2 separate regions of the Homo sapiens genome follow, and region 1 is linked to region 2. A link is a loop called in an ENCODE intact Hi-C map of the cell type or tissue named here. Cell type or tissue: mammary epithelial cell. All regions are shown on one strand. Links, peaks and the distances in the headings refer to the core of each region. The heading gives the core; the rest is flanking DNA.

Evidence for each region. Hi-C counts contacts between places; a loop is a spot of excess contacts. Peaks named below come from ENCODE experiments on the same cell type or tissue, not always from the same donor. Only the 100,000 strongest peaks of a DNase experiment are listed, where the experiment ranks them.
Region 1: it touches region 2 in a loop (5-fold over the local background); 1 of 110 quality-filtered maps calls a loop at or near these places.

The regions. Positions count from the first base shown.
Region 1 is chr9:85,211,347-85,214,274 of GRCh38, forward strand. No RefSeq gene overlaps it. Among named protein-coding and RNA genes, the nearest start is that of AGTPBP1, 530 kb to the right of the region's middle. In mammary epithelial cell, for the core only: no CTCF peak of the experiment used is centred there; DNase peaks (open chromatin) are centred at 1,075 and 1,775; H3K27ac peaks cover 2,337 bases.
Region 2 is chr9:85,113,477-85,116,404 of GRCh38, forward strand. The region is part of intron 1 of LOC107987088 (a long non-coding RNA gene); the gene reads right to left. Among named protein-coding and RNA genes, the nearest start is that of NTRK2, 450 kb to the left of the region's middle. In mammary epithelial cell, for the core only: no CTCF peak of the experiment used is centred there; DNase peaks (open chromatin) are centred at 1,495 and 2,205; H3K27ac peaks cover 641 bases.

The sequences.
Region 1 (2,928 bases), core at 214-2,713, 98 kb after region 2:
AGAATTCTTGAGTTGGACCTTAAAAAACAAGGCAGGAAAAGATATGCCAGACAATCACTTCCCTCTATGGCCTCAGTTTCCTCAGCTTTAAAATGAAGGCTCAACCTGATACCCTCTAGTATCTGCATTGCTCAGGGCAGAATGACTGCCAGCCACACCACCAAAGGCTTCAACATCAGCCGTGTTGCTCATGCAGTCCTGAACTCCTGCTCAGAGCCAGCATACGAGAGGATTATCAGGTTGCTGGATGTGTTCCCCTACATTGGAAAAATCAGAAAATTAGATTTAAGCAACCATTTGTGTTAAGAAAATGTATCCAAACTTGGAAACAGAGCTAAGAGGATGGCTACAAACTCTTTAATGCCATTCTGAAACACTGAAGCATTGTTCAACTGGCCCAGGAGGGGTTAAATCTCTACGAGAATGTGCCTCTGTTGACATTTCTGTTTACTATTGATTAGAGCCCAGACACTGTGATGTTATATGCTAAATTGTAGATTTTAGTCTGGTGAAAATGCAAATTACTTGTATTCAGTAGAAAAAAAAATGCCCTCAAAGGTTATAGTTGCATGGCCCTGTAGGATAGTATCCAGATTTCAGTGTGCCCTCCCTAAAGATCTGTGAAAACCCCAGTTTCTTAAACGTTCCTTGCAGTTTTATCAACTTACTTGTTCCCTTAGTAATGAATTAATACATTTTGATATTTGTTCATTCTATATTTGAATGAGTCCTGATTTTAGATTTTTGAAAATTATCTTTTCACATTTAGGGAAAGAAGAGAATGTCTTCATTTTCTAACTGGGAATCAATTGCAGAAGTCTTGCTCATTCCAACACTTAACTGCAATATTACTGCTTTTTTGTGGACTCATTTTAGCTGCCTGCCTTTATTTCTTCCTGAACTAGGAGAGCATTTGGGTTCATTTTTATGACACCTACTTTGTGACAGTGATTGAAGTGAAGGAATCAGCAGTCTTCACACATAGATTCACACACAGACTCACACACACACCTACATGCACACACATGCACTCAGACACACAGGCTGGTTTGCTGATTTGGTTCTTTCCTGGATGTGTCTGAATGAATGAGTCATGCACCCACTTTGCCACTCCTCATGATTATTACTGGATCTTACTAAAGGAAAGGCAAATTCCTGAGACCGCTTTATTCCCGAGATCATCCTCACACTTGGAGGCTATAACATTTTGACAAACGACCTTCAGACTGCTTTTTAGCAATAACACCATTAACAATACGGTGTTCTGTGTTTTATAAAAACATTCCTGTGTGAGAGGCATTGTGCTTCTAATTTTATTGAAGAGGAAAATGAGGTCCAGGTAGATCCCTCGCCTAAGATCAACTGCATAGAAAACAAGGAACCAAAAATTAAGCCCAGATCTAACTCAGGGACTAGTGCTCATGGTGCTACCAAACTGCCTCAAAGATTCAGCTGAACAAACAAATGTTACTTTATTTTTCATCCTGCTAACTTAAATGTAAAGTTTCATTAGAGAACATTGTTTATAAGCCATTGCATATTTTCAACTTATTATGTGAAATTCCATATGAATCTACTGAAATGATCATTGACTTCATGGATTAGTTTATTTTGTCCATATGCATACATTTACCCCTGGGGACTTGGAGGAGCAATGTGTTAATTAAGTCATTGATCATTTTTCAGATATGAGAAGCTGAATGACTCTCCCTATGAGTCATTACCACAATCAAGCTACTCTGGTAACGCCCACACACACACACACACACACACACTATGGCATATGAAGGAAGCTATTGGGTGGGAATGGTTGGAGTCTGATCTCATGATAGAGAAATTATACGTCCACTGATACTGTCTCAGTATCCAGGAGGAGGTAAAGTTATTGAGAGTGGAACACATTGGTGGAACAATGCTTTTGTCATTCCCATCATAAATTTTTTTTTAATCACTTAACAGCACCTTTCTGCTCAGGCTGCAGTGATACACACTACAAAAAGAGAGCAATAAGACCAAAGGCACACCTTTTATGAGATTTTAACATAATTTAGAAGGCATGAATGAGAAAAAAAGGAGAGAATACAAAGAAAGACCGCAGAGAAAATATAGACAAAAGAAAGTTGAAGTAAAACCAACTAATGGTCTTAGGTTTTACACTAAAAATTCTTAGAAAATAGCAGATGGGAGAGAAGCAGTTTGCTTCCTGCTTTGACACAGTGGAGTTGTTCATTCTGGGAAAACTTTGTAAACCAGGTAGAAAATTAAAAATTATCAATTTCCCAAATATGTATCAAGCTACTACTTGTGCTAGGATCTCTGTTAAAAAAAAACTGATGTATAATTTTGAATATATATTTTTGAATGTGTATTTCTGAATTTGAATACATATATTTTAAAGATAGAAGATGGATAGATAGATGATTGATAGATGATGGATAGACAGATGGCCCTTGACTCATGGCAATTATAGCCTAGTGGTAGAGATGAATATGAATTAAGTCATCACAGAAATACTTATAAAATCACAATTAAGTGAAGTGCTGTGAAGGAGGGGCAGGTGAGTAAGACCATGTAATGGGCAGGGAGGAATGACCTGGTCTAGGGGTCAAAAAGCTGCAGTGAGGACATGGTGATCGACCTGGAACCTAAAGGGTACACAGGATTGGAGCAAAGATGAGGAAAGAGGTTACAGGCAGAGACAAGAGCATGTGCACAGGACAAGAGGGAACAGGGTTGGTGCAAGGGCCTGAAAGAAAGCAGCCTGGCTGCGGATCAGGGAGAAAGGAGCAGTGGGGGTGAGAGGAAGCCAGAGCAGGGGGAGGTATACTGTTGTTAAAAGGACTTGTTGCTGAATTTTAAAGTGATAGGGAGCCACTGAAGTGTTTTACCAGGGGAAAGGGGGACATGTCCTAAGATTGGCATTTTGAT
Region 2 (2,928 bases), core at 275-2,774:
TCTGCAATGTAGAGCTGTCCTTCAGGTAATTAATTTGGTCTATTTCAATCTGTTTCTTTTTCATCCTTCTCTTATCTATAGTGACTGGCACTGTTCTCTGTACCTTCATCAAATGTTATTTGAAATCACTGCTAATGGAAAGTAAAGGATTCTGCCAGTACATCACCTAAGCCCTTGTATTTCCCAAAATACCTCTGCAGAGGTTTAATGACTCCAAATTCCCTTTACCTTCTGATGCAAGTCATTAAGAAAAAAGATGACCTCAAATATTGTCTTCAGATTCAATTCATTAAGTGCTGGGCACTATAAGATCCAGAGTCAGGGGAGAGCAGAAACTGTCAGAAAAAGTAAAAAAGTGAAATGCCTCAAAATCATGTTAATTGAACCATATTAAGTATGTGTAGTGAATTCTTATAATTTTATGTTGCCTCAGGATTCATTCTAAGTTGGACTTTCTCATACTAGAAGCATGGCTCAGTCACCCTTGACACAGTCTCCAATTCTCCACCTCCTCCCAGTTCCTCAAGGTGGTCAGACACCTGCTTTATGTAACCACCTTCTGGTGACCACCCTTGTATGGGACAACTAGATACAACCTACTTGACACCCCACTGACCCCCATATTTCCCATGGACTGCATAGATATTTCACAGTGACCCCCTCTCAGTCACAGCATGTCTCCCTGGAGCTTCTGCCTGCTTCCTTCAATCCCACCGACAAGAACTCCTTAGAACTCCCCATGGGAAACCTGCTTGAGTCATGCCTGGGACCCCAGTAAAGGCGTTCGCTCTCAGGTCCCTCAGTCTCTCTCTCTCTCTCACTCCCCACCTGCCTGATTGAGTGTGCCTATCCTGCCCAGCTCTTCCCTGCCCTTGGCCCTGTAAGGTGTGCAGCCCTCTTATGTCTGGAATCCATAAGTAATTAAAAAAAAAAAAAACAACCCTGCTTCTGTTTCTCCATGTGTTTCGCTGTGCTGCCTCCTCTGTCTCACCTGACCAACACACCTGAACCCAACTTCTGTCCTGGTCAGGGTTCTCCTAGAGAGTGGCTATCTTGGATGATGGCCACTCTCAAAAGGAGACCTGAAGACCAAATTAGGGGAAAACTTCACATCATGCAAGTCCACACATTTTTGCTGCTGCCTTTGCTAGGGTCCTTTGGATCTTGACCTGGCCTCTGGATCTAGCTTCTGAGGCTTAAATCTATGATGGCTCCTCCTCTTGGGTTTCCGTGAGGTCCCATGTTGGTATGCCTGAAATAAACTCCTCTTGACCTACGCTAATTGTGTCGCTATTGCTGGCAACTAAAACTAGCCAGTGGCTTCTTCAGGAGTCAACTCAGCAGCTTTCCTTCTACTATGGACTACACTAGTGTTATCCAAACTGTCAGTTCAACTGGGGTAAGAAGCTTGCACCAGAATGTGAATCAACACGCTACTTACTTCATCAAGAAAGTTTTGTTGTGAATTTCAGCTGAGTCAAAATGTGTATTTAGTGATGTAATAATAGATTTACATTCCCTTGCAAGTTCTTTGTCTCGTTAACAGTAACCACCACTGTGAGGACTGACAGCTGATTCACAGATCTCACTTAAAGTAGCACTGGCTGTTAGCCAACTTCCAGCTATCCTCTCTCCCACCTTCACCTTTCCCAGCCTCTCGTAATCACTACCCTGCACTCTACTTCTATGAGATCAACTTTTTTAGCTTCCACATGTAGGTGAGATTATGAGTATTTGTCTTTGTGCACCTGGCCTATTTCACTTAACGTAGTCCTCCAAACTTATCCATGTTCCTGCACATAAGAGGATTCCTTTTTTTTAATGGCTGAATAGTATTCCATAGTGTATATATTCCATGGTGTGTGTATATATGTGTATGTATATGTGCACCACATTTTATCCATTCATCTGTTGTTGGACATTTATGTTGATTCCATATCTTGGCTATTGTGAATAGTGCTGCAAATAAACTCAGAAGTGCAGATATCCCTATAATATATCAATTTCCTTTCTTTTAGATATATGCCCAGGGAGAGGATTGTTGGATCACATAGTAGTTCTATTTTTAGTTCTTTGAGAAACCTCCATACTGTTTTCCATAATGGCTGTACTAGTTTACACTCCAACAACAGTATATAGGAGTTCCCCTTACTCCACGTCCTGTCCTGTACTTGCTATGTTTTGTCTTTTTGGTAATAGCCATTCGAGCTGGGGTGAGTTGACATTGCAATGTGGTTTTGATTTGCATCAGCCTGATGATTAATAATACTGAGCATTTTTTTTCACATACCTGTTGGACATTTCTATGTCTTCTTTTGAGAGATGCTTTTCAGATTCTTTGCCCACATTTTAGTTGGATTATTATTTGTTTTGTTTGAATTTCTTGTATATTCTGGACATGAATTCCTTGTCAGATGAACAATTTACAAATATTTTATCTCATTTTGCTGGTTGCCTCTTCACTCTGTTGATTGTTTTGTTTGCTGTGCAGAAGATTTTTGGCTTTTTATAGCCCCATTTGTCTATTTTTGCATAAGTTGCCTGTGTTTTTGAGGTCTTCTCCATGAAATCTTTGCCCAGATCAATGTCTTGAAGCATTTCTCCAGTGTCTTCTTCTGATAGTTTCATAGTTTGAGTCTTACATTTAAGTCTTTAATCCATTTTGAGTTGATTTTTGTACACGGTGAGAGATAGCAATCTAGTTTCATTCTTCTGCATATGAATACCCAGTTTTTCCAGCACCATTTATTGCAAAGACTTTCCTTTCCCCAATGAATGTTCTTGGCGTCTTTGTTAAAAATCAGTTGGCTTTAAATACGTGGATTTATTTCTGGGTTCTCTATTCTGTTCCAGAGTTCTAGTGTTCTATAGCACTGTAGGATGACTATAATTAACAACAATTTATTGTATATTTTCAGATAGCTAGAA